Linked DNA regions of Homo sapiens: all the other regions are linked to region 5. The links are chromatin contacts, found by Hi-C or POLR2A ChIA-PET in ENCODE. All regions are on one chromosome and are shown on one strand. Each heading gives the region's core, a stretch centred on a gene start or an enhancer-like site at or near the end of the contact. The rest is flanking DNA. Distances are from core to core; before and after follow the strand shown.

What was found. Hi-C counts contacts between places; a loop is a spot of excess contacts on that map. ChIA-PET counts read pairs that join two places held with the same protein, here RNA polymerase II (POLR2A). Pooled maps may share reads with other maps.
Region 1: a loop to region 5 is called in a pooled map, with 7 times the contacts of the local background. The contact joins two enhancer-like sites. A Hi-C loop is called at or near these places in 6 of 37 single-sample maps with no recorded cell type and 11 of 50 pooled maps.
Region 2: a map with no recorded cell type shows a loop between it and region 5 (18-fold over the local background). The contact joins two enhancer-like sites. A Hi-C loop is called at or near these places in 17 of 37 single-sample maps with no recorded cell type and 7 of 50 pooled maps.
Region 3: a loop to region 5 is called in a map of CD8-positive, alpha-beta T cell, with 10 times the contacts of the local background. The contact joins two enhancer-like sites. A Hi-C loop is called at or near these places in 2 of 168 maps with a recorded cell type or tissue (B cell and CD8-positive, alpha-beta T cell), 2 of 37 single-sample maps with no recorded cell type and 10 of 50 pooled maps.
Region 4: a loop to region 5 is called in a pooled map, with 8 times the contacts of the local background. The contact joins two enhancer-like sites. A Hi-C loop is called at or near these places in 2 of 37 single-sample maps with no recorded cell type and 3 of 50 pooled maps.
Region 6: a map of CD8-positive, alpha-beta T cell shows a loop between it and region 5 (9-fold over the local background). The contact joins the promoter of ADD3 here to the enhancer-like site in region 5. A Hi-C loop is called at or near these places in 2 of 168 maps with a recorded cell type or tissue (CD8-positive, alpha-beta T cell and natural killer cell), 2 of 37 single-sample maps with no recorded cell type and 9 of 50 pooled maps.
Region 7: a loop to region 5 is called in a pooled map, with 7 times the contacts of the local background. The contact joins two enhancer-like sites. A Hi-C loop is called at or near these places in 5 of 37 single-sample maps with no recorded cell type and 9 of 50 pooled maps. POLR2A ChIA-PET finds 5 or more read pairs at or near these places in 1 of 52 experiments (activated naive CD4-positive, alpha-beta T cell).

The regions. Positions count from the first base shown.
Region 1 is chr10:110,773,761-110,776,893 of GRCh38, forward strand. All of the region lies in intron 1 of RBM20 (RNA binding motif protein 20), which reads left to right. Among named protein-coding and RNA genes, the nearest start is that of PDCD4-AS1, 96 kb to the right of the region's middle. RefSeq lists enhancers at 723-1,922, 813-1,002. Within about 2 kb of position 1,336, at least 4 of the 41 ENCODE cell types and tissues checked have a DNase peak (open chromatin) inside an H3K27ac peak, as active enhancers do.
Region 2 is chr10:110,841,479-110,844,850 of GRCh38, forward strand. No RefSeq gene overlaps it. Among named protein-coding and RNA genes, the nearest start is that of PDCD4-AS1, 28 kb to the right of the region's middle. RefSeq lists enhancers at 1,080-1,149, 1,220-1,299, 1,430-1,489, 1,560-1,629, 1,640-1,699 and 2 more. Within about 2 kb of position 1,718, at least 10 of the 41 ENCODE cell types and tissues checked have a DNase peak (open chromatin) inside an H3K27ac peak, as active enhancers do.
Region 3 is chr10:110,135,505-110,138,596 of GRCh38, forward strand. It overlaps ADD3 (adducin 3), which reads left to right. Exons shown (of 15, transcript NM_016824.5): 15 at 1-61. Among named protein-coding and RNA genes, the nearest start is that of MXI1, 71 kb to the right of the region's middle. Within about 2 kb of position 1,772, at least 3 of the 41 ENCODE cell types and tissues checked have a DNase peak (open chromatin) inside an H3K27ac peak, as active enhancers do; they include CD8-positive, alpha-beta T cell, where a contact is called at or near this core.
Region 4 is chr10:110,801,315-110,804,434 of GRCh38, forward strand. All of the region lies in intron 7 of RBM20 (RNA binding motif protein 20), which reads left to right. Among named protein-coding and RNA genes, the nearest start is that of PDCD4-AS1, 68 kb to the right of the region's middle. Within about 2 kb of position 1,482, at least 22 of the 41 ENCODE cell types and tissues checked have a DNase peak (open chromatin) inside an H3K27ac peak, as active enhancers do.
Region 5 is chr10:110,412,625-110,415,950 of GRCh38, forward strand. No RefSeq gene overlaps it. Among named protein-coding and RNA genes, the nearest start is that of DUSP5-DT, 82 kb to the right of the region's middle. RefSeq lists enhancers at 1,620-2,819, 1,994-2,123. Within about 2 kb of position 2,032, at least 12 of the 41 ENCODE cell types and tissues checked have a DNase peak (open chromatin) inside an H3K27ac peak, as active enhancers do; they include CD8-positive, alpha-beta T cell and natural killer cell, where a contact is called at or near this core.
Region 6 is chr10:110,006,344-110,009,505 of GRCh38, forward strand. ADD3 (adducin 3) reads left to right here and starts at 1,641. Exons shown (of 15, transcript NM_016824.5): 1 at 1,641-1,956. It overlaps ADD3-AS1 (ADD3 antisense RNA 1), which reads right to left and starts at 2,038. Exons shown (of 5, transcript NR_038943.1): 1 at 1,838-2,038. RefSeq lists enhancers at 286-841, 842-1,395 and silencers at 1,224-1,653, 1,964-2,373.
Region 7 is chr10:110,066,408-110,069,534 of GRCh38, forward strand. All of the region lies in intron 1 of ADD3 (adducin 3), which reads left to right. Among named protein-coding and RNA genes, the nearest start is that of ADD3-AS1, 60 kb to the left of the region's middle. Within about 2 kb of position 1,729, at least 11 of the 41 ENCODE cell types and tissues checked have a DNase peak (open chromatin) inside an H3K27ac peak, as active enhancers do.

The DNA of each region.
Region 1 (3,133 bases), core at 86-2,585, 360 kb after region 5:
AAGTCCAGCATGAAAGGCAGGCCTCTCGTGTCAGTTCTAAACCCACCAGCTGCCCCATTGTGACTGCATAGTCCCCTGGTTCTGAGACTGTGCTCTGCCTGATAAGCGACGTACGGAGCACAGTGGACTGAAAGCCCGGGGATCTGATACCAAACATGTTAGTTAAACTCATGTTTAACTAACCCAAACTCATGTTTAACTGGCCCAAAGGAAGTAGGCCCAGAAATGTGGTTTTTGGAGCTCCCTTTAATGAACGTGTAAACAGAGGATAGAATATTGGCCTTACAGTTTAAAAACCCTCCTTCAAGTCCCAGTCAAGTCCCTTATTCACTGGATGACCTCACACGGTTCATCTGATCTTTCTTGGTCTCAGTCTTCTTACTATAGACTGGAAATGGTCATATTTGACTTAGCTGTCCATATGGCTGTTCTGGAGATGAGACAGCTAATGAAGTGAGAACACTCATTAACACACCAACTGAAAAACACAAAACAAAAGAGAGATGATAGGATTATATTGCTGTTATGAATCATTCCAAGAGGTGTCATGGTGATATGAATCATCATATGGTAATGTCATGGCTAAGGCCCAAACACAGAATAGCAGCATTGACCCAGTAGTCTCGAAATTAGTCACAGAGGCCAAGCTAGTGAAGACCCAGCAGCCCTATTGTTATCAAGAAAGAGCACTATCCAAAAGGTGTGTGGCCTCATCTTCTCCTTGCAAAGAGAGAATTCATCTGGTATATGTTGATAGGCGTGTATCCGACCACAGCTACCTCCATCAGCCCTGAGGACAGAGGCAGCCTGCATTCCAGTCCCAGCTCTTCTCTGTCTCGGTGTGTGACTTAGGCGGTTTCACAGAGGACGCCAACTTCATTGGCTTTTGCGGTTTTTTGTTTGTTTGTTTTTTGTTGTTTTCTTTTTGTTTGTTTTGTTTTGTTTTTGTCTGTAGAATGAGTGAGTTAAACTAAATTGTCTGTAAGGCCTCAGCTCACTCTTAAAGTGTGATCACTAGCTAGAGTTTGAACTTTAGCCCCAATATGACTGTTGTGTTGTCATTGTCACCTTTGTAACCTGACATTCAGGAATGTCCCTCTCTAGTTCATATTCTGACCTAGCTTCTGAAAGCATTATAGCAGAGTTGAGAATTTTTGATCTAGGAAAGATAAATATTAAAAAGAAATTCCCACCAAAATACCATAAATAAGGAATGTTTTAAAGAAAAATGGTTCAGAAGGAAGGAAAACTATAATGTAGTTCTTGTTAGTTAAGTTGACATTAATCCTCTCTTTGCTTTAAGTCTCTCCTGTGTTGACACTAGCAGAATGTGTCATAAAGACATGGAAAGATCATAAATTCTCAACTCTGCTCTAAAGATCTGACCTTCAGCGTTGCATTTATTTGGCCACACCTTTATAGTGTGGTCATACCTAGAAAATATTTTCTTGCCTGGTCATCAGCCCTCTCACCTCGATTACTTTCTATATTTTAGCACAAAAGAAGAAATGGCGCATTCACCACTCAGCCAGTTGCACTGGAAGTGAATTTAAATTCCTGAACTGGTTATCTTGGAAGATATTGTGCTTATTGCAGATGTGGCCGGTGCATGAGTTTAGGCACTACCATGCTCTGGGCTGTGGTTCTTGGCTCCTGCTTCTGGATGGCTGGACATTACCAGGAGAGAGCCTGCTGATACATCTACGCACATTCACTCTACTGCACTTCAGCTGTGTCCTTGTTATTCCACAGCCCTTTAAGTCCTGGTTCACCAACCAGATGTTAAGACTCTCTTGGATCCCTCAAATCCCATCCCCATGCCTGCTGCCTCCTCTCTCAGCAGTTGCCCACTCCTTATCTTCTAATCCTCTTTTCTCCCTATGATGATGATAGTGACCCTGTAGCTCCAACTACTGGGTCCTCACAGTCAGTCCACTCCTGCAGAGGAAACTGGAGGGTGACCAGGAACCTTCAAGTCAATGTGGGCCACAGACAGGAACCGTCTTTAAAAGATGGTTAAATGCCCGTGGTTTACGTAGGTTGGCTTTCTTTAAGCAAATAAAGGAAATGCATTGCTTCATGTCCAGCAAAGTACAGGGTGGATTCAGGAGAAGCTGGCTCAAGGCATTCCTAGGAAGTCATCAAGGAGCTGCCTGTACCTCTGTCTTCAGGCCAGCATCTTCTGAGTTGGCTTTATTCTCAAGCAGGCTGTCATTAAGTGATGGCTTAACAACAATTTAGCAACCATGGCATGACAGAGAATCATGCCTGATAGCTCTAACAAAGTATCCGAGAGTGTTCCCCCATGAGCCAATCACTGTTGCCAGAGGGATGTGGTTCTTGGACTGGCCAGGTCTGAGACACGTTGCTTGGGCCCCTATTTGTGCAGAATTGGCCCCTGACTACATTCCCAGAGGGTCTTTGGATGTTTGGTCAGATGGTCTGTACTCTGGGGGGATCAATTCATACCAGCAAGGTCCAGTCAGCCCCTACACCTACCACCGCCTCTCTAGTGGAAGCCACTTTTGCATCTAATTGTCTTGGGAATTGTGTTGGTTTTCTATTGCTGCTGTAACAAATTGCCACAAATTTAATGGCTTATAATAACATACATGTATTATCTTACAGTTCTGGAGGCCATAAGTCCAAAACCAGCCTCACTGGACTACGGTCAAGGTGTTAGTTCCTTCTGGAGGCTCTAAGGGACAATCTGTTTCCTGGTCTTTTCTAGTTTCTAAGAGGCTTCCTGCATTTCTTTGGCTCATGGCCCCTTCCTCCATCTTCAAAGCCAGCAGCAAAGCATCTTCTCTCCTCTCTGACTTCTGTTTCCATCCTTATATCTTCTCGCTGACTCTGATCCTCCTGCTTCCGTCTTAGAAGGACTCTTGTGATTACATTGGGCATACCAAATTAAATTCAGAAATTCAGATAATCAAGATCTTTAATTCAATCATGTCTGCAAAGTCCCCTTTACCATGTAAGATAACATATTCACAGCCTCTGTGGGTTAGAATGTGAACATTTTTATTATTCAGCCTACTGCAGGGATTATCCACTCAATTTAAAAACCTGAACTTAGACAGAGAAAGAGTGTACTGAAGCTCCTGCATTGGAGTGGGAAATTGTAGATAGT
Region 2 (3,372 bases), core at 468-2,967, 430 kb after region 5:
CAACTGTTAACTGCCCTCTTAGGCAGTGGTTGGACATCTGGGCTCAACCCTGTCAACTCCCCATTCTCTTTTCCCACAATGGCAGTCATATAAAGGTGCCTATCCTGAGTGAAATTCCAAGCATGTTGGAGCAGGATGGCCCCAGAGACCCCCAAGCCTCTGCTCTTCCTTTTACAAGCCAGAAAACAGGCCCAGAGAAGAGAGGTGACTTGTTTGAGGCAACACAGCTTATTGGTATAGGGCCAAGACTAGAATCCAGATCCCTTGAGTCTTGCTGGGGCTACTTGGAGAGTTTATGATATTTCGATTACATTATCGTGTGAATTTTCCAGGTCTGGTCCTAGCTGGACTTTGGCACTCAGCAAGGGACTCAAGAGAAATCATGGATTCTCATGCTTTGGGTGCATCAGCCGCACCTGGTGAGCTTGCTAAAAATGCATATTCCTGGCGCCCCCATGGAGATTCTGACTCATTAGGTCACGGGGAGGACCCAGGCATTTGCATCTTAGCAAGCCTGGGGGGTAATTCAATGCAGGTGCAGTCCACCGATGACACTTAGAGAAACACTGCCCTAGATGTCAACCAGGGACTTCCCCAGTAGCTCCTGGAATAGAAGCAGCATTTATTTTACTGGGTGGTAGGGCCATTGAAGGTAGGGGCACTTTAGTGTGAAAAAGGCTTGACAGTAGGAGGCAGAGAAAAGGAGACCAGCATGGCCATGGCAGAAGGGGCTGGTGGCAGCTGGTGGGTGGGGGAGGCGGCGAAGGATGGGGGTGGGAGCGTGTCACAGTCATCGAACTGGGTTTGGGAGCATGTGTTATGATTTTTAGTTGGGTTCGTACTTACTGTGCTCAGGCAAAAGTCAATTTTCCAATGCTGTCTTTATCTTTGTTAATGGCTGGAAGTGTTGTGGTTATTAAACAGCTCCTCGAGATCTGATGGAAGCCCTGCTGCTGAAGACAGAGAGCTGTGTGGAGTCAGCAATCCTTACTCAGAGGAGAAACAAGGAACAGGGCCACTGCCCAGGGCCGCGTTGCTGTCAGCGAGGAACTCTGGGGTCACACACACTTTCTCTCCCTCTTCCACAAGACACTACTGCTGTCAGCTCGGCCCTGCTGATTCCTGAGTCCCCCTGCATGGCACACTTAGTGTACTCCATAGGGGCACTGTCTCTTGGCCTCTTCACAACTGGAGAAGCAGGTACTGTTATTCTCCCCATTTCATAGATGGAAAATGAGGCTCCGAGAGACAAAGTGGTTTGTCAAGGGTCAGACGACCAGTAAGTGGCAGAGTTGGGATTCAAACCCAGGTCCACATGACTGTCAAACCACACTCTTAGCCACTATTCTCCACTGCCTACCTCCTGTTCCTGCCTCTCCCTAAAGCCTCTAGACTCTGGGTCTGCCCAGAGCTGCTTGGATAAATTAGAAAGTCTAATTTAGCAATACTGCAGTTACCTATGGCTGAATTCCTGATTGTTAAATTCCAGAAACTGATTTCTCCAGTACCTCTCCTCCCTGGAAAGTAAAGAAAGGCCTCCACCCACAGCACTATACCCAGAGAAATACTGTTTCTTCCTTCTTCTCACTTGGGAGAATATTCCAGGGGAGCTGAGTCTGAGGGCAAGAGAGGAAGGAGGGCCCCGGGGGCTGCTCAAGTTCCTCCTGTTTCAGGGAGGAGAAGAAAGAGAAGCAGCTTGCTTTCTGCTCTCAGGGGACTTGGGGACAAAGGGGAGTGATCAAAAGGGGATTTCCCACAGCCCCAAAATGCTAGCCGGATTGCACTTGTGACCTCTCCTTCCTGAGTGAAACTAGATTGTTGACTTGCCTGCCACCTGTTTCCAACATGGAGTAGAGATGTTGCACATACATGATGCCATGTGTCCAGATTAAGACAACAAAAAATTATAAACAAGGATTGAAGAAAGTTGGAGGCAGCAAATATATGGTCTGTAAGGGCTCATACAGCAAGAGATGTGACTAGAAGCCTCCTGGGAGCCAAGGCAGAAAGAAAAAAAAAAAAAACATGCTCTGTCCTTAGGCTGGAGAGAGCATTCCAGGTTATCTGGGGAGATTGTTCTACTTGACTCTATATTCTGGAATAATTCTCCTGAGGGACAGTACAGAGGTACTGAGAGGTGTTGGAAAAATCCTTAGGGAGCTCACAGCCCAACATTGGAGAAGAGCATAGTGGGAGCGGGGACACTGGGATGGCTTCTGGTCTGTGTGAACTGGTTCCTGATGTTGGGGCAACACCTCCCAGTGTCCGAAGGCCTGATCCTTGCTCACACCTGCCCAGCCACCTGAGAGTGAGTATGCTGGCTGGAGTTCATGAATTTTTGTTTGGGTTTATTTTCAAGCTCTGTTTTTCAAATTTCTCTGTTAAGTGGCTGAACTTCCAGGAACCAGTGTTCACAGGCCAAGGAGGAGGCCACCATCATCTCTACTACCTGAGTGCCCTGCCACACCCACCTGACAATAGAGAGCTCTAGGGTGGGGCCCCTGCTCTTTGGATTGTTGGGGGAAATAAACCTCTCCAGCATTTATTCTTTGGGGTTACCCCAAACGGATGACCACAGCCAGGAGGGAACAAAGCCTGACTGGGAAGTGCTGATTCTCTCTGGCAGTTTGGGAACTTCCCCTCAAACCTGTCTGATAAGGAGCGGCCTAGGGAGGAGGGGTGCAAAAGGTGTGCCCCGTTTGCCCGTGAGATCTCTCACCATCACTGTATGCAAGCCTAGGAAGAACAGAGCTTTCTGGCTCAGGGACAGATCTCCATGCTGGGAATCAGGACCTTGAGTTCCTGGGTCAAATCCACAATGAACTCATTCTGAGATGTAGGCAAATGTTTACCTTCTGTTGCTTCGGTTTTCCCATCTGTGCATTTGATGTGTGCCTTGTGCGTGCCAGAGGTTTTTGGGAAGAAAATAAGAGTGGAGACTTGCTGTCAATCACAAGGTGGGGGGTGGTCACTTCTCTACCTGAATCTCCCACATGGGCCTGTGGGGAGCTATGGTCCTTATTACCATCCTCCTGCCCCCAGCAGGGGAGCCTACCCATGAGGCAGGCTTGCTTGGGGTCGGCCAGCCTGGTCTCTGTGGTTTTTGTCTCCTGGGCTCCTCGTATGGCTTAGCTTGGCCCTCCACCGACCCTACTTAATCTTGCCTCCTCTCCACCCACCTTCTCACCCCCACAGCCTCCATTTGTGGTTCAGCTATGCTCAGTGCCTCGGGGGTTCCCAAATAGGCCCCTTCCAGCTCCTTGATTTTGTAAATGGTTTTCCCACTGCTAGGAATACCTTTTGGCCCTTTCTGTCTACCTGGAAACTACGACTTTTTTTTTTTAACATTCTACTTAGGTGTTGTCTTCTTTA
Region 3 (3,092 bases), core at 522-3,021, 280 kb before region 5:
ATTGCTCTTAGATGTAATGCTAATTAATGTTAAATCACAAATAAACAGTATTTTAAATATACGGACTTGTATCATGAGGTTTCCATTCACAGGTGGTTACTTAGCCTATTCATGGTCTGTTGAGTTTTATACTTCAGTGAAACTTGGTAAGTTATTGATGCTTCTGAATAAAGAATGTCCTGATAAATATATTTTCAAATTAGTTGAAAATTATATATATATACAAAACCTGTCTTTTTTCAGCTTATGTTAGAGGAGATATTCCCTGAGAGACCTGTTTTGTCTCTTGATAATGGGTATGGCAGCCTCTATCAATGTAGAATAGATGTTGCAGGATATGTACCTCTCTGATTTTTAATGTATTTGTTGTACAAATAACAATGTAATAGAAAAACAGCAGAAAGAGTAGAAAGTAGTTCACAATTTTATCACATTCACTTTTTTTTTTTTTTTTTTGAAACGGAGTCTCACTCTTGCCCAGTCTGGAGTGCAGTGGCACAAACTTGGTTCACTGCAACCTCCGCCTCCCACGTTCAAGTGATTCTCATGCGTCAGCCTGTTGAGTAACTGGGATTACAGGCATGCGGCACCATGCCCAACTAATTTTTGTATTTTTAGTAGAGACAGAGTTTTGCCATGTTGGTCAGGCTGGTCCTGAACTCCTGACTTCAAACAGTCCACCCACCTCGGCCTCCCAAAGTGCTGGGATTACAGGTGTAAGCCACTGTGCCCAGCCTTTTTTCCTTTTTGACATGGTCGCCCAGGCTGGAGTGCAGTGGTGTGATCATAGCTCAATGCAGCCTCAAACTCCTGGGCTCAAGTGATCTTCCTTCCTTAGCCTCCCAAGTAGCTTGGACTACAGGCATGCACCACCACACCCAGCTATTTTGTTTCTTTGTTTTTTGTTGAGACAGGATCTCACCGTGTTATCCTGGATTCAAGTGATGCTCTTGCCTCAGCCTTTCAAATCATAAGGATTATAGACGTGAGCCACCATGTCTGGTCCATATTCACATTTAAAAAAATTATATTCCCTTCCAGCTATTATCTAGTTATATATATTTATATATATATCATTTATATGTAGGTGTTTTTTATATATTATGGTGTGAATGTAATTTTTCAGGGTTTTTTTTCCTACTTAGATAACACATCTAGATTTTCAAACTAAATCTGTCATATGAATAACTTCTTGTGATTATTTTTCTACTTTGCCCTAAAAATACAGTACAAGAGGAGGATAACATGTTAATTGAGGGCTCTGGTTAATTGAAGTTTTTACTATAATTACCCATTATAAAAATGAAGGGTTTGGTCAGAGAAAAATAGTCATAGTCTTGGGCATATTTAATTATTACCTTGGCTTGTAAATCACCCTGTGGTAAAAAATTGCTATTTTAGAAAGATGCTCATTTCAAAATTCCCTTTCATAAAGCAACAAAGGCGATTATCTTCAGTTCTCACTTGAGAGTCAATATAGTAGAAAAGTTCGCATGTGCCTTTTCTTCATTGATTAGTATTTTCATTCAGGGAATAAAAACCAAACTGATAAAATTTGTGACAGCACTGGCTTCTCTTAACATCAGGCCCCTTTTTCCCCCCCACATAGGCAGAAAATACAGACTGGTTATTTCTTTTCAAACTCAAGGTTGATACATACACATATCCAAGTTGCAATCTTGGCCAAACTGGGATTTTGATAAAAACAGTCTTGTTTGTGGCCACTAGAGGGAGTAATAGATCTAACAATCCAATGTTTCCATTCCTTGCACTGAACTTCCCTATTTAGTCTGTAGGCACCATGTTTGTTGTGAAATACCCAGAACTTGAAAGAGAAGGCATTTCCTTTGTTGTTTATTCTCCTCAGTAGATCGTTCTCGACTTTGTTTCCTTAGCAGGTCTCATTACAGATATCACCCACAGTGGAGAACACATAGAAAGTTGTGGTGTGCTCTCAGAGGCTGTGATAGGATATGACACCTCAGAGTTTTCATACCTGTGAGTGACAAGACAATGCCTTCTTCAATAATTGACTTTTTTTTTTCTTTTTTACTAAGGAGCTAACCGATAATATTTTTTGTTGATGCCTTCTGTGTACCAAACGTTAGGCTAAATGCTTTTCATATATGACTTCATTTGGCCTTCCCAGTATCCCAACAAAGTAGATGATATTATTCCCATTTTGTAGATAATGAAACTAAGGCTTGTAGAAGATGAAAAGTAGGTGGTAGGATTCCACCCATAGAGATTCAGACTTCTATAATTACTCATGCCATCTGTGTGCCAGACCCTGTGTGGCTGCAGTACATTTCCATGGTTTTTAGGAAGAGGCAGTTATCTTAGTTTGGACTGTAAGTCAAGCCACGGTGAACTTGTATTTTGATATAAGTAGATTTGGGATCAAACATTGACTTTTGATTTGGAAGACTTTTTTCCCTAACAAATCACCTCAAGAATGAAGAAATTGGTGGATACCTGAGAAGCAGGAATGACCTGTGGTGATAGCAACCTTTAGGATAAAGAACCAGCTCCTAAATCTTACACCATGACACCTGGAAGACAAGTTATCATACTTTTGCTTAAGATGCAGCAGAGACTTGAGAAGAAGCCCTTTTTCTTTTTCTTTTCTTCTTGATTTCCATTATTGGAAACAGAAGAAACATTCTAAGGAAAATGTTTTTAAAACCAGAAAAGGTAGCTTAATCTAGTTACAGAAGTCATTTTAAAGATCAGAAATACACTGTATCTACAATTTTATTTAAATGAGTGTAATTGAAGATGGTCTGTCTTGGAGAAAAACAATGTAGAAGCCTTTTGGGGAAACTTGATAGAAAAAAACCCTGAATTTGCATACTCTTACTTTCAAAGGGGTTTCATTTCTAAGAGCTGACCATTAGGGGGCAATAGTGGATCTAAATTTAGTTTTAGTTCATTGAGGGAACTCCTTCGAAGTATTTTTGGGCTTGATTTAGAACTCTATTTTGATTATGCATTGCTAGGTGCAGTCTAAGGTTGAGGAAAGTTTATAGATACCAGATTATTTTATTTGTTCCTTATAGCCTGGTTATCTTGTTCTGACTTTGTAAGAATTA
Region 4 (3,120 bases), core at 232-2,731, 390 kb after region 5:
TACTCGGGAGGCTGAGGCAGGAGAATCGCTTTAACCTGGGAGGCAGAGGTTGCAGTGAGCCAAGATTGTGCCACTGCACTCTAGCCTGGGCAACAAAAGTGAAACTCCGTCTCAAAAAAAAAAAAAAAGTTTTCAATGGTCCACATTCTTGCTAACACATTGTCTTGTCCAACTTTTAAATTTTTGCCTGTCGTGGGAGAGTATCATGGTTTATCACAGTTTTGTTTTGTTTTGTTTTTGAGACGGAGTCTTGCTCTGTCACCAGGCTGGAGCGCAGTGGTGCAATTTTGGCTCACTGCAATCTCCACCTCCCAGGTTCAAGCAATTCTCCTTCCCCACCTCCCGAGTAGCTGGGACTACAGGCACACACCACCATGCCTGGCTACTTTTTTTTTTTTTTTTTTTGTATTTTAATAGAGACAGGGTTTCGCCATATTGGCCAGGATGGTCTCAATATCCTGACCTTATGATCTGCCCGCCTCAGCCTCCCAAAGTGCTGGGATTACAAGCGTGAACCACCGTGCCTGGCCAGTTTATCACAGTTTTATATTTTATTCCCCTAATTGCGCATGGAGATTGAGCACTTTTTCATCTGTTTGTTGGCTGTTCCATCTGGATCTTCTCTGATGGGCTGTTTCTTTTCAGGTCATCTGCCCATGCTTTTCTTTTGCATTGTGTCTTCTTATTGGTTTGCAGGAGTTCTCTTAACTGGAGCACGTAGTCTATTTGGATTTCTTGTAATTAATGCTGTATTAGTGTTTGAATCTACCCTCTTATTTTGTGCTTTCTACTGTTCCATTTAATAGGGATTTTCCCGTTCACTTTAGCTCATTCCACATTGACTTAGGGTCCATTTTGTCTAAGACCCACAGGCCTTAATCCACCTTCAAGGTTGAAGTTAGAAGACAAAGGCTTAGTGGATGTTTCTGGCTAGGACTGGCATTCTGACAAGTCTCCATATGTAGATGGGCACTGTGTCAACCAGCTTCCAGAGTCCTGAATCTGCTTTGCTTGCATCATTGCCTCTGAAATTCCTTTACTAACAGTTCTCCTTCAGGCAGAACCTGGCTTTTTTTTTTTTTTTTTTCCTAATAAAAGTATATTGCTTCTTTCAGACAAGTAAGCATCCCACCCCATTCTATATCCAACCAAAGTTCCTGGTCTCCTGGATTCTTCCCTGGGGGCTGGAATTGAATTTCTACACTAAGTTCCCAGTAGAGCTTTGGTCTCCAAATGAGATGTTGTCATAAGTTTCTAATTAGGATTAACGGCAGTAATTGGCTTCTTAAATTAAAGTACCAAAGCATAGCAATACCTTCCTGAGGGAGATAGTTTGGGGTGGTGCAAAAAACATGGGTTAAAGAGGTCAGATGGTCGAGTTTTGCTTTCAGCAAATGTGCACTGAGTGCTCACCGTGGGTGGAACTGGGCCAGGTGCCATGGAGGGAGAAGTAGCAAGCTGGCGAGGAGCTCAGTCTGGTGGGAGAAAAAGCAAATAAACAAAGAACCACTGACAACCATGTGACCTATCCTAGATTGGAAGATGGTGATGTCAGCCTGGGCTCTACCGCTTCCTGCTTTAGTGAGCTTAGAAAAGTTGCTTAACCTCTGTGAACCTCAGTTTACAGATCAGGAAAGGACTATACTTTGAGTTATTTGGCTTTAAGTATTTTTTTTCATACATTATCTTTTCAGTCTCGTAATCACTGTACCCTGTGAAGTGTGTAGGGTGTATAATAGCAGTAATTATAAGAGTACAACAATAACAATAATGTATACCTTTAATTGAGTCCCGGTACTCTGGGGCAAAGAAGTTTACATACATTATTTAATCCTGACATCAGTCCTGTTAGACAGGTATTATTATCTCAGTTTTACAGATGAGGAATCTGAAGCTAATAGAAATTCAGGAACTTGCCCAGGATTGTACTTAGCTACTGGAAGAGCTATGATTAAAACTTAGTGCTGTTTTGGTTTTGCACTAAAGCTGCATTGTTATAGTGTGTTATCATGATCTCTGTTGTCTATGTGAAAAAAACCTGAGAAATCAGGTAATTTGCTTATAGTCACCCAGCCAAGAAGCCGCAGAGATAGTATTCTAACAGAGCTTCTCAAGCTTCAGTGTGCATACAGATCACTTGGTGATGTTGTGAAAACTCACTTTGATTCAGCATATCTAGGGTAGTGCTGTTATTGCGTATTTCTAACGAGGTCCCAGGAGATGCTGCTGCTGGTGGTCCTCGGAGAACACTTTGAATAGAAAGGGCGCAGAACACATTATTTTCTGATCTTTAGCAGGGCTTTTCTGCTCCCCAAGCTGCCATATTCCCTCTTAAGGCATTGTGAAGGTCGCATGGAATAACAGATGTGAAAACAACTTAATGTATGTCTCAACTACATAGTAATGCATGCTTTATGGTCCCTATGTTGATATGAATCAGCTGCCACTCTGTCTGCACGTAACAGAAATTCATCTCCATTAAGCCTGTTGGCTTAAGCAAAAAAAAAAAAAAAAAAAAAAAAAAAGAATTTATGGATGCATGTAAATGAAACGTCCAGGAGTAGATCTGGCTGCAGGTGCGGCTGGATTCAGGACCCAGAGACCCTCATTAGGACTTGGTTTCTCTCCACGCTGCCTTCTGCTCTTTTGGCTTTGTTTACTGGGGGCTCCCTGGGATGGGCCGTAGCAGCCCAGGCTCTCTCCTCTAGGTGGCATGATGGCTACAGTGACCTCAGCAGCTCTTTCTCCCCCTTCCCTTTCCTTCAACAAGAGAAAGCCAGAGTTTTTTCCTAGAAGCTCCCACAAAAGTCCTGAGACTTTTGAGAGAGAGTCGCTCTGACTGGACTAGCTTAGCACAGGTGCACATTCCTGAATTGATCTCTGGCCAGGGCTAGGCCATGCTGTGATTGGCTGGACCTGTGTCATCTGCTACATCCTCAGAGCTGGGACAGAGACCCACCTAGAGCTCTGGAGCAAGATGAGGGAGGAACAGCTGCTATCAGGAGGAGGGAGAGTGGCTACCGGGAAGGTAGAGGGCAAACACTGTATCCATGTGTGTCTCTGGGCCAAAGGGGCTGCATATGAGGTCCCACCAGGGTTTGCAGAGGTGGGGAGAAATTC
Region 5 (3,326 bases), core at 782-3,281:
AGAGAGAGAGAGAGAGAGAGAGAGAGAAAGAAAGAAAGAAAGAAAGAAAGAAAGAAAGAAAGAAAGAAAGAAAGAAGGAAGGAAAGAAAAGAAAGAAAGAAAGAAAAACAAAAACAAAAAGAATTATCAGGCTCCCAATCAAGCAAAGCCAGCAAATCAGAATATCTGGAGGTGACTGGTGAAAATCAGAACCTCTGGGGAATTAGGCCCAGGTCTTTTTTGCATTTCTACCAGGCTTCCCAGGGGACATCTATGCTGACAGAAATTGCAAAATCACATTCTAATCCTCTGGTCTTTGCCCCAGCTCGCTCAGCTGGTTGCCCCTTTGACCCTCGGGCCTCCCTAGAGGCCTTCTCTGTGAACACACCGTAGCATCTGTCTTCTTCCTAGCACTCATCAATATTTGTGATTGTATATTTATTTCTGTGTTTCTTTAATGCCAGTCTCCCACCTAGATGATAAACTCTGTAAGGGCAAGAACCAGGTCTGTTTGGTTCTGTGTAAGGTGGTGGTGAATTACCAGTGTAGGCTCTGAAGCTTGGACTGCCTGGCCTCATATCCCAGCTCCCCTACCCAGCTGTTCTTTGATCTTCAGCAAGTTGCTTCTCCTTCCTGTGCCTCAGTGTTCTCATCTGTAAAATGGATATTTGAATAGTAGTACCTGCCTCACATGGTTGATGGGAGGAATAAATGAAATTATATATGTAAAACATTTAGCATTGTCAATGGCACATTGGAAATTGTCAATAAACATTAATTATATCAATAACAAGCCACCACCACAACTTAATAGCTGAAAACTGCAACCATGTAATTGCTCACAATTCTGTGGGTTGACAGTTTGGTCAAGGCTCAGCAGGGTGGCTTGTTTCTGCTCCAGATGGTTTTGGCTGGGCTCACTCTTACATTTTTGGTCAAGTGGCTTGTTGACTGGGACTGCATAGTCTAACTTGATGGGCTGTTGGTGGAGGCTGTCAGTGAGGGAGGCTCAGTTCTCCTCCATGTGGCCTCTCCAGCAGACTAGCTGGGGCTTCCTCATGTGGTAGCTGGGTTCCAAGAGGGCGAGAGCAAAAGTCAAGAGTCACTTTCGCAGCATTAGTCAAAGCAAGTTACAAGGTCATCCTAGAGTCAAAGGACAGAGAAGTAGTGCTAGTTTTTGTTAGGAGGAGGTGCAAAGACTTCCTGGACATTTTTCATCCTCCATAGTTGCTTGTTCCTGAATCTAGCATGGTATACTCAGGTGCATGGCCCAGTATGCATTTAATAGGTATTTGTTGAAGAAATAACAAATGGATGTGCAGAGGAGAAAGAAACTAGAGGCTCGAGAGGAAAACTGATTTGCTCAAGGTCACAAAGCAAATGAGCGGCAGCACCAGGACGAGAAACTAGGTCCTGGCGCTCAGTCTTGCCTCTTCCCGTTGCATCAATCTGCTCAGACAGCTGCCTGAAGTGGGGTTGAATTCTTCAAATAATTGCCTCACTCCTCAGCTTCTGTTGAGCCTCTGGAGATATATCTAGAAGGTCAGGACTGTGCTTGCTTCCTGAAAAGTCTGGGGATGGAAAGAAGGGAGCACTTTTCATTTCCCAGGGCATAACGCATTGCAGAAAATGATCAGAGAGCATCAGCAGTCCTCCTTGGGTTCCACTGTATGTGGCCAGCGGCCAGGTTGGGAGGTCAGAGACAAAGGCAGACTCCAGTATAGACGCTCTGTGGCCTGCTTCTCATGTACCTGCTCTCACACACGTGTGCACACACACATACATGCATGCACCTTCTCTCGCCTCTCTCTTTAAGGTCTGGAAGAAAGCTACCATAAGTTTGAGCAGTTGGCCACATGGTCTCATTTGGGCTCTCAATTGGACTAGCAATTTCAGGAATTTGAACAGCAATTTTTGAACAGGGAGTTTGGGGAACGGCAGCAGGGGAAAGTTGGGAGGCGCAGAAGGGGTTGTGAAATGCATGCTACAATTCCGTCATCAGCCCCTTCCTGTTGTTCTGGTACCGGGGGGAAACCTGGGCTGGCAAGACTGCGCTTCCTCCATCTAGAAGCTTTCCTCAGGCCTGCTGAGTCACCCACCTGCTGCGGGGAATGCACCTATTTTTAGCCTGAGGTAAATGAGCCCTGTAGTCACCCAGACCACATTCTCTTGGGTGTCTTTGTCACAGATGGTGTGGCCGGATGGGGACCACATTGAAGAGACCTCACCCCCACCCCTAACAAGGTCTCTTCCTCTCCTTCCTCTGAGAAGCCTCACTGCACAGCAGTGACTCACATAACCCCAGGAGAGAATGCGGCAGAGGGTGGCAGTGGGTGGCATACCAAGCTAGTGGGGGTGTGGCGGGGACAGAAGTAGTTTATCACTGACGTTGATTAGAATTGCTGGTGCATCACTGTTAGTCAGTTTATTATTGTTTGTAATTTTTCTGTAGATGATATGACCTCTTATTGTACCCATGTGCACCATTCCTATGGCCCCGTCCTTGGGGACACCACTGCTTGGGAGTTAAGATGGTGGAGATCTGGACCCCAGCAGCCTGACTAAAGGAGGCTTTACTACTTACTAACTGTTTGACTCAAGCAAGACCCTTTACCACTCTGAGACCCAACCTTGGAGCTCCTGGTCTGGTACTCAGGTCACAGAGGCTGGTAATGGATTCACAGGATTGAGAGCAGGAAGGGCACCAAGATGTCATCCCTTGCTCTATTGAGGTGAAAATGGAAGCAAAGAAAGGGGCAGATGCTTGCCTGTATCAGATGTCCAGAGACCCCTCTAAGACCTTGTTCAGGCAGAGCCACCTGTTAGGTAAAAGGTTGGTAAAAAGCAGGTGCTGATGACAAGGCCACTGTTGGTCAGAACTATTTCTACTTCAGTCTGTATCCAGCCCCTGCACCCAGTATAATGTAGTAGAGTATTTCTCGGAGAAGGGTGTGTGGACCACCTGCATCAGAATTACCTGAATCCCCTGGGGTGCTCATTAAAACTGTGAGTTTCTGATCCCCATCCCAGACTTGGGGGTTTGCTCCCAGCACTGTCACTCACTAGCTAGGGAATTTGGGGGGTGTCAAACTATCTGTGTACCACTTTCCTCACCTATAAAATGAGGCTAAACCTCCTTATGTACATGTGAGGGACAAATGTATTTGCATGGGTGAGAGGTGCAGCCCGTCGCCTGGCACATTGGAGCTAGGCAACTTGTGATTTGAGTTCTTAGTATTTGTTTCTTATCCCCAGGCAGCTCCTGAAAGGCTTCACTCTTCTGCCCTGGTGCAGAAACGGGCCCTACCTCTTTCAGATTGGCCTGGAGCTGTCAGCTACCAGTGACT
Region 6 (3,162 bases), core at 391-2,890, 410 kb before region 5:
TTTTTTGCTATTCATAAAAAGGCTAACCTTGATGCATGCAAAGCTTTTCATTTTTTTGCTTTTTAAATGCAAGAAAATATCCAGCCACTCCCAATATCTCTCTCAAATACTGCAGATATTTTTAAATACCAAATAAAATGTCAGGCTGAGCATTTTCTAAACAATTTTCTTCCTCAAACTAGGCAGCCTTCCCCACGATTCGTTAAGAGTATTTAAAAATAATAAGGCATGGTTGGATTTTTTGAGCAAATGGGAGATGGTGGTAGACTAAAATTTCTACAGCCTTAGTCCAGTGGAGAGAGAAAACGATAAATGCATCACAGTTTGTGTCAAGACAAGATTCATTTTCCACACTTCATATGTGGGAAGAGGAAACTACATTTTAATTAGCACATTTTTAGGGAGGAGGGGGGGGATGAAGATGAGGCGGATGGCGTGAGGTATTTGAGGGGGACGAGTCTGCAGATGAGGAAAGGAAATGAAGTGGATTGTCGCCAGTGCCTTGGAAACGAAGGGGGATAAGGGTGGGGAACGAAGTTTGTTGTGTGTGTTAGGGTGGGGTTGGCCCAAGGGACCATGAATCATTAGAATGGCGCTCGGAGGGGTGTGCTTGCAAGTGTACTGGTGCAGGAGGGACGTGGAAGTCGTGGGTGGCAGAGAAAAGTGTGCACCGCTGGGAGGTCTATTTCAAGAATAGGTTGGGATGAGAAACATGTCTGGGCGAGGGGGGTGGGAGGCCCGGTGTCACCTGTGGATGGATCCACAGCCCTGCAATTGCGTGTTGCAAAGTTTGCCCGGCCCCGCATTCATTTTGAAGGTTCTTGGCGATGCCTCGACTTTTCGCCTCAAAGAAGTGAGCTCTCATAAGGTTCAGAGGCCGGGAGCCAAAGCGGGAGTGAAGACTCTCGAGGGGTCCAAATGAAGCAGAAGCGAGAGCCCCTGTCCTCCCCCTATGTGGAGGTGAAGCAGGGGTTGTGGGGACTAGGCGCCCGCGAAGGCAGCTGTGCTGAGAGCAAAGTCCAGGCCCCACGGGGGGCGTGCGGAGGTTGAACCTTTGCAGTGGCCTCCTACAGCCCCAGCAGCCAGCGTGGGCGGCCGAGGCTGACTCAAAGCGGCGGCTCAGCCTCGGGAGTAGGAGTAGGGGGCTCGCTCATTTAGGGCGGGAGACATTTCCGAGGCGCCCCTCCTCCCCTTCGCGGTCGGGTTTCTATCGGGGTCGTTTCCCCCTCTGGCCCTCCGGGGACGCCGCGGATTCGAGCTGCACAGTCAGAAGAGGACGTTGAAAAGGCGCCAGGCAGCCGCCCCGAACCAGGCCCTCCCGGCTGCCGGGCCTGCAGGCCCCCACCGCTGCGGCTTCACGGACTTAGAGCTTGAGGGCGCGGAGGGGGCTGCGGGGGCGGGACCAGGACTCCCGAGGGGCGCTCGGGGCGGGGCCAGAGAGAGCTCGGGGCTGCCAGAGGCGAGGTCTTGAGGAGGCGGGGCCGGGAGGCTTCGGAGCCCAAGAGGCGGGGCCAGAGGCGTAGGGGGCTGCGAGGGGCGGACCTTGGGGGCGTGACCGGGGGGGGCGCTTGGGGACCTAGGGGCGGGGCGTTAGGGGGCGGGACCAAGGGACGCTCGAGGGGCGCTCGGCTAGTCCCGCCAGAGCGCGAGCCGCCAGCCCGTAACGGTCGCCAGTGTGAGGGGCGGGAGGGAAAGAAGAGGGGTTTAAATTAGATTTTTTAAAACACAGAGCAAGCGCCAGAGGCGTCGGCATCCCAGGTGTCGCCGCTTCCTGCTGCACAGGGCTCGGCGTACAGGTCCCTCCCTCCTCAAGCCCCCTCCCCTTCTCCCGCCCTACCCTCTGGGGCTCTGCGGCGCTTAAGAGGCGGCCGCAGCGGCGGATCCGGCGGCTGCTGCAGCCCGGGCGGCTGCCGAGAAGGAGGGAGGGGAAACACAAAGCCGGCTACGCGCTGCGAGGTAATCTTGCGGGGAGAGGACGCGCCGTCGTCCCGCCTCTCTTCCGGGCCGGGACGCGGGCACCCGCGCGGGGGCTAGCACTGGGGACGCTACTGGGGGTCGCGCGGGGGTAGGGAGCGGCGGCTGGCGGGGCCAAGGGGACTTCTCATTGGCTGTCCCTGCGGCCTCAGGTGAACCCTTTTCCGGGGCGGGAGTGGGGACCACGGCCAGGCCAGAGGGGAGCGTACCTGCGGGGGAGGGTCCGGGGGTGGCGGTGCACGGCCTGCGGCGCCGCCGGGTGGGCCCGACGCTTCGCGCGTCTGCTGGTTTTCCCTAGGAAGGCGGGGAGTACCAAAATCAGTTACTGGCTGAAGCTTAGGTGACCCCGGGGACCTTAAGCCCTGAAGGTGCGCTCCAGGGGAGTGAGAGGTTCCTGCGCTTAGAAAAGGTGGAGGAAAGGGAGCGAATGTTGGTTTTAGTTGTTTTTCTCCTCATTTAAAAAAAATTTTTTTTGTTACAAGTTGAAAGTGTTCAGTCACCTTTCTCCTATAATCCGCTTCCCCACCCCCCAACACAGACACACACAAACACACCGCCCCTACAAACGTATACATGTTAGGTTGAGCTTCCTGCTAGGGGTGACAAGCGAAGTTGGCAGCAGGTCTGGTGTGCTGGTGTTTGGGGCACGTCCAGCCTCTTTGGAGGTAGGCTATTATAGCTTAGGCAAGACCACAGACAGGTAGCATAATCTGGGCCTCTTTTAAAATGGCAAGAACGGCTTCAGGTGAACTTTTTTGTTGCAGAGATTTAATTGCAAGTAGGTGCCGGTTGAAAATGGGAGCGCAAGGAAAACCACTAATTTCCTTGGCACATGTGCTGTTGCAATTAACCTGGTAGAGTGTTAAGGAATTTAACTTAGCCAAGAGGCTTTGAGGGAGGATTATATGCAAGTTTGGGGAAGGAATTGATAAGATTCTGGGGTATGGGACTAGCTACATACACGTGCGTGCAAGTTTACGTTAAATTATGTAGCATTTTAGATTTAGCAGTATTAAATGGTTGCTTTTCTTGGAATGGCTTCTGACTACATAGTGCAGGGTACGTTCCTAATTTTGGCTTTAGAAGACTCCTAGTGAGAGTGTTTTTAAAGATTGAAAAAATAAGAGTACAGTGCAATTTGTCGTTTTCAAGTTAAATACTTGACTGTTAAAAATATTTGTGTAATTA
Region 7 (3,127 bases), core at 479-2,978, 350 kb before region 5:
TGTATTTTTAGTAGAGACAGTTTCACTGTGTTAGCCAGGATGGTCTCGATCTCCTGACCTCGTGATCCACCCTCCTTGGCCTTTCAAAGTGCTGGGATTACAGGTGTGAGCCACCGTGCCTGGCCCTTGATTAGGGTTTTTAATTCTCTCTGTTAAGGGATAGATTTTTTTTTCTTTCTTTTTGGTCAATCTTTTAACTAAGAATGAACCCTTCAACATTCTGGGTTTTTTTTGTGGGGTTCTCTGTAACTCCCCATCTTTTAGAAGTCTGTTACAGGCTTCGATAAGCATAGCCCACAATTTGTGAGTAGAAGAAAACCTGGTTTCTAGTTGTTGACTATGACTCTGAAATTCTTTTGTAAATTTTAAGCAGCTTATATTTCTTTGAGATATAATTGTCTAGAATTTTTTGGAAATTCTAAAACGAGTATTTCCATGAGCGTTTCTTACTAGTGGTGTGATCTATATAATGACATTATGTTGAGAGAGGTTTGTATATTTAGATCCCTCTTTTGCACTCTAGCTACAAATTTTTGTTTACAAACTGGTAAGCCAAAATATTAAAGCTACACTTGGTTGCTCTGTTCTGACTGTGTTAAGAACACGGGTCTAGGTGCACTGATTGGTTTCTGGTTTAGCAAGCACACCTTGACTTTTGTATTATGGTGAAAGCAAATGCTTGTTAACTGTATAGTGCCTTTTAAAAAAATTCCTGTAGGAAGATATTAATGCTTAGAAAAATCAGTAGATTTGATTAATAAATCATCTATAAAAAACCTGAAATATTTTTCAACTTTCATTTCCTAGAGTGTAGTAAAGGCAGTAACTGTTAAACGTGAAATCAAATAAAGTAATTTGCACCTGGAAGAAAGCCTTTCTAAAATTATTTCTGTAGTTTCTAGCCACATGATTGAAAAATACAATAAATGTATATTATGTTATTACTTCTCATTTGCAGTTTTTATAAACTTTAAAGCAACTTCAGAGGTGCTAACTTGGGCCTTCTTTCTTCCCTCCACCTCCCCTTTTTATTTAAAGCATCATATCATTTATTATATTGGACCAGCAGGAATGAGTTTAAAGAGGTTGAGAACTGTTTCAGATTAATAACTTGGAAATATCCCACAGGAGTCACAGTATTGCTTATCTTGGATTAAGTTTTAAGAATCCAGTCATTGAGAATTATTTCTATAAGCTGCCATATTTAAAGTTGGAGTGAGGAAGAACCTTACACTGATCCACATACCCCAAAATTCGTGTCAGTGTACTTTATGGGGATCTTGTAGTTTGAAGGATGGCATGGTCCACAAGATAAAAAGCTTCATCATGACAGTCAATAAGTAATGTTCTGGGTTTACATAGAGTTTATATTTCTTTCCTCAAGGTTCTCAGTTTTTCATTTTCATGTATAAGGTATACATCGCTTTTCTAAAACACCAACAATGCTAGATTATTTTTGCTTTGATTTGCTTTGTTTTTTTCATATTCCTTTGAATGATTTAGTTATTACTTCTCTTTGTTTAATATTTTTTAAAGGGATAACTATTTATCCTAACTTTCTCTATACTGGAAAAACACCCCCTTTCCTTCCCCCATTTACAGGATTGTGCAACCTTTCAGTTAAACAAAACCAAAATTGTTCACTTGCTCAGTGTTCCACCCCCTTGAAATAAGCCACATAGCTCTCTATGGGTGTGGCCCAGCGTCTTTGGCTGCCACAGTTACTTGATCCCCTTATCTCATGTCACCCTTGGCTCCCTATATTGTCTCTTCATCTGGTTTCTTAGCTCCTCCTTTTCCCGCTTCCACCGAGTTTTTGTACTGCTCCTGTCACTTTGCTTCTCAGAAGTTCAGAAGCAATTGTCATGAGCTTTTCCACCTCCCCCCCTCCTTTCTCTGAATCTTCTGAGGAAGTTACAGTTGGCCCTCCACTTCTGAGGGTTTCGCATTCTCAGATTCAACCAACCACAGATTGAAAATATTAGAGTAAAAATACAGAATAACTACTTACATAGCATTTACATTGTATTAGGCATCATAAGTAATCTAGAGATGATTCAAAGTATTCAGGAGGAAGTACAAAGTTTTATGCAGATACCACTTCATTTTATATCAGAGACTTGAGCATCCTGGATTTTGGTGGCCATGGGAGGTCCTAGAACTAATCCCTGATGGATACCTAGGGACAGCTGTACATATACACTGTCCAAAGAATTCATTGAGGATTTCCTACTCCAGGATTAAACTCCTGAAGTGAACGTTTTGAAAGGCAAAAGGATTTTTTCTTTTTTGTCAAAGTTTAGATGTTGTAGGTGTGAATTCATTAGTATAAAGTACTTACAGCCCTTGCTTTATATAAAGTATATGCTCCTAAAAAGTTGGCTAGTGGCTGGTCATGGTGGCTTATTCCTGTAATCCCAGCACTTTGGGAGGCTGAGGGAGCTGGATCACTTGAGCGCAGGAGTTTGAGATCAGCCTGGGCAACGTGGTGAGACCTCGTCTCTGCAAAAAATAGAAAAATTAGCTGGGCGTGGTCATGTGAGCCTGTGGTCCCAGCTACTTGGGAGGCTGAGCTGGGAGGATTATTTGAGCCCGGGGAGGTTGTGGCTGCAGTGAGCCATGATCATGCCGCTGCACCCAGCCTGGGCAATAGAGTGGGACCCTGTCTTAAAAAAAAAAAATTGCCTGTATCTCAGTATAACATGGTTAAATGCAGGTGCGATTACTATTTAAGACAACCTGGCAAGGAATCTTTAAATAATTTACATAAATAATCCTACCTTAATTTTTCCATTTTAAAGGATTTTTCCTCTCAGGTTGTCATGATTGTATATGCTGTAAATGATCTGCATATTCTTCTTCATAAAAATGGAAGATTTGTTATTTATTTGTACTTCAGTGTGGAAGCATCTTAAACATTAACCCTGTGGCATTTTCTCATCAATAGTAAGTTGATCAAATGAGTGACCCAGTCTCAGCAATTTAACATATCATCCCTTTCAGCTTTAAATGTATATTTAATCACCTTAGCCCATTTTTCAATCCACAAAAGTAACCTTTCTCATATATCAACAGCTTTCTGGGCCAGTGAACCTTAGAACTTAAGTGCCTTACAAAACATAATGCT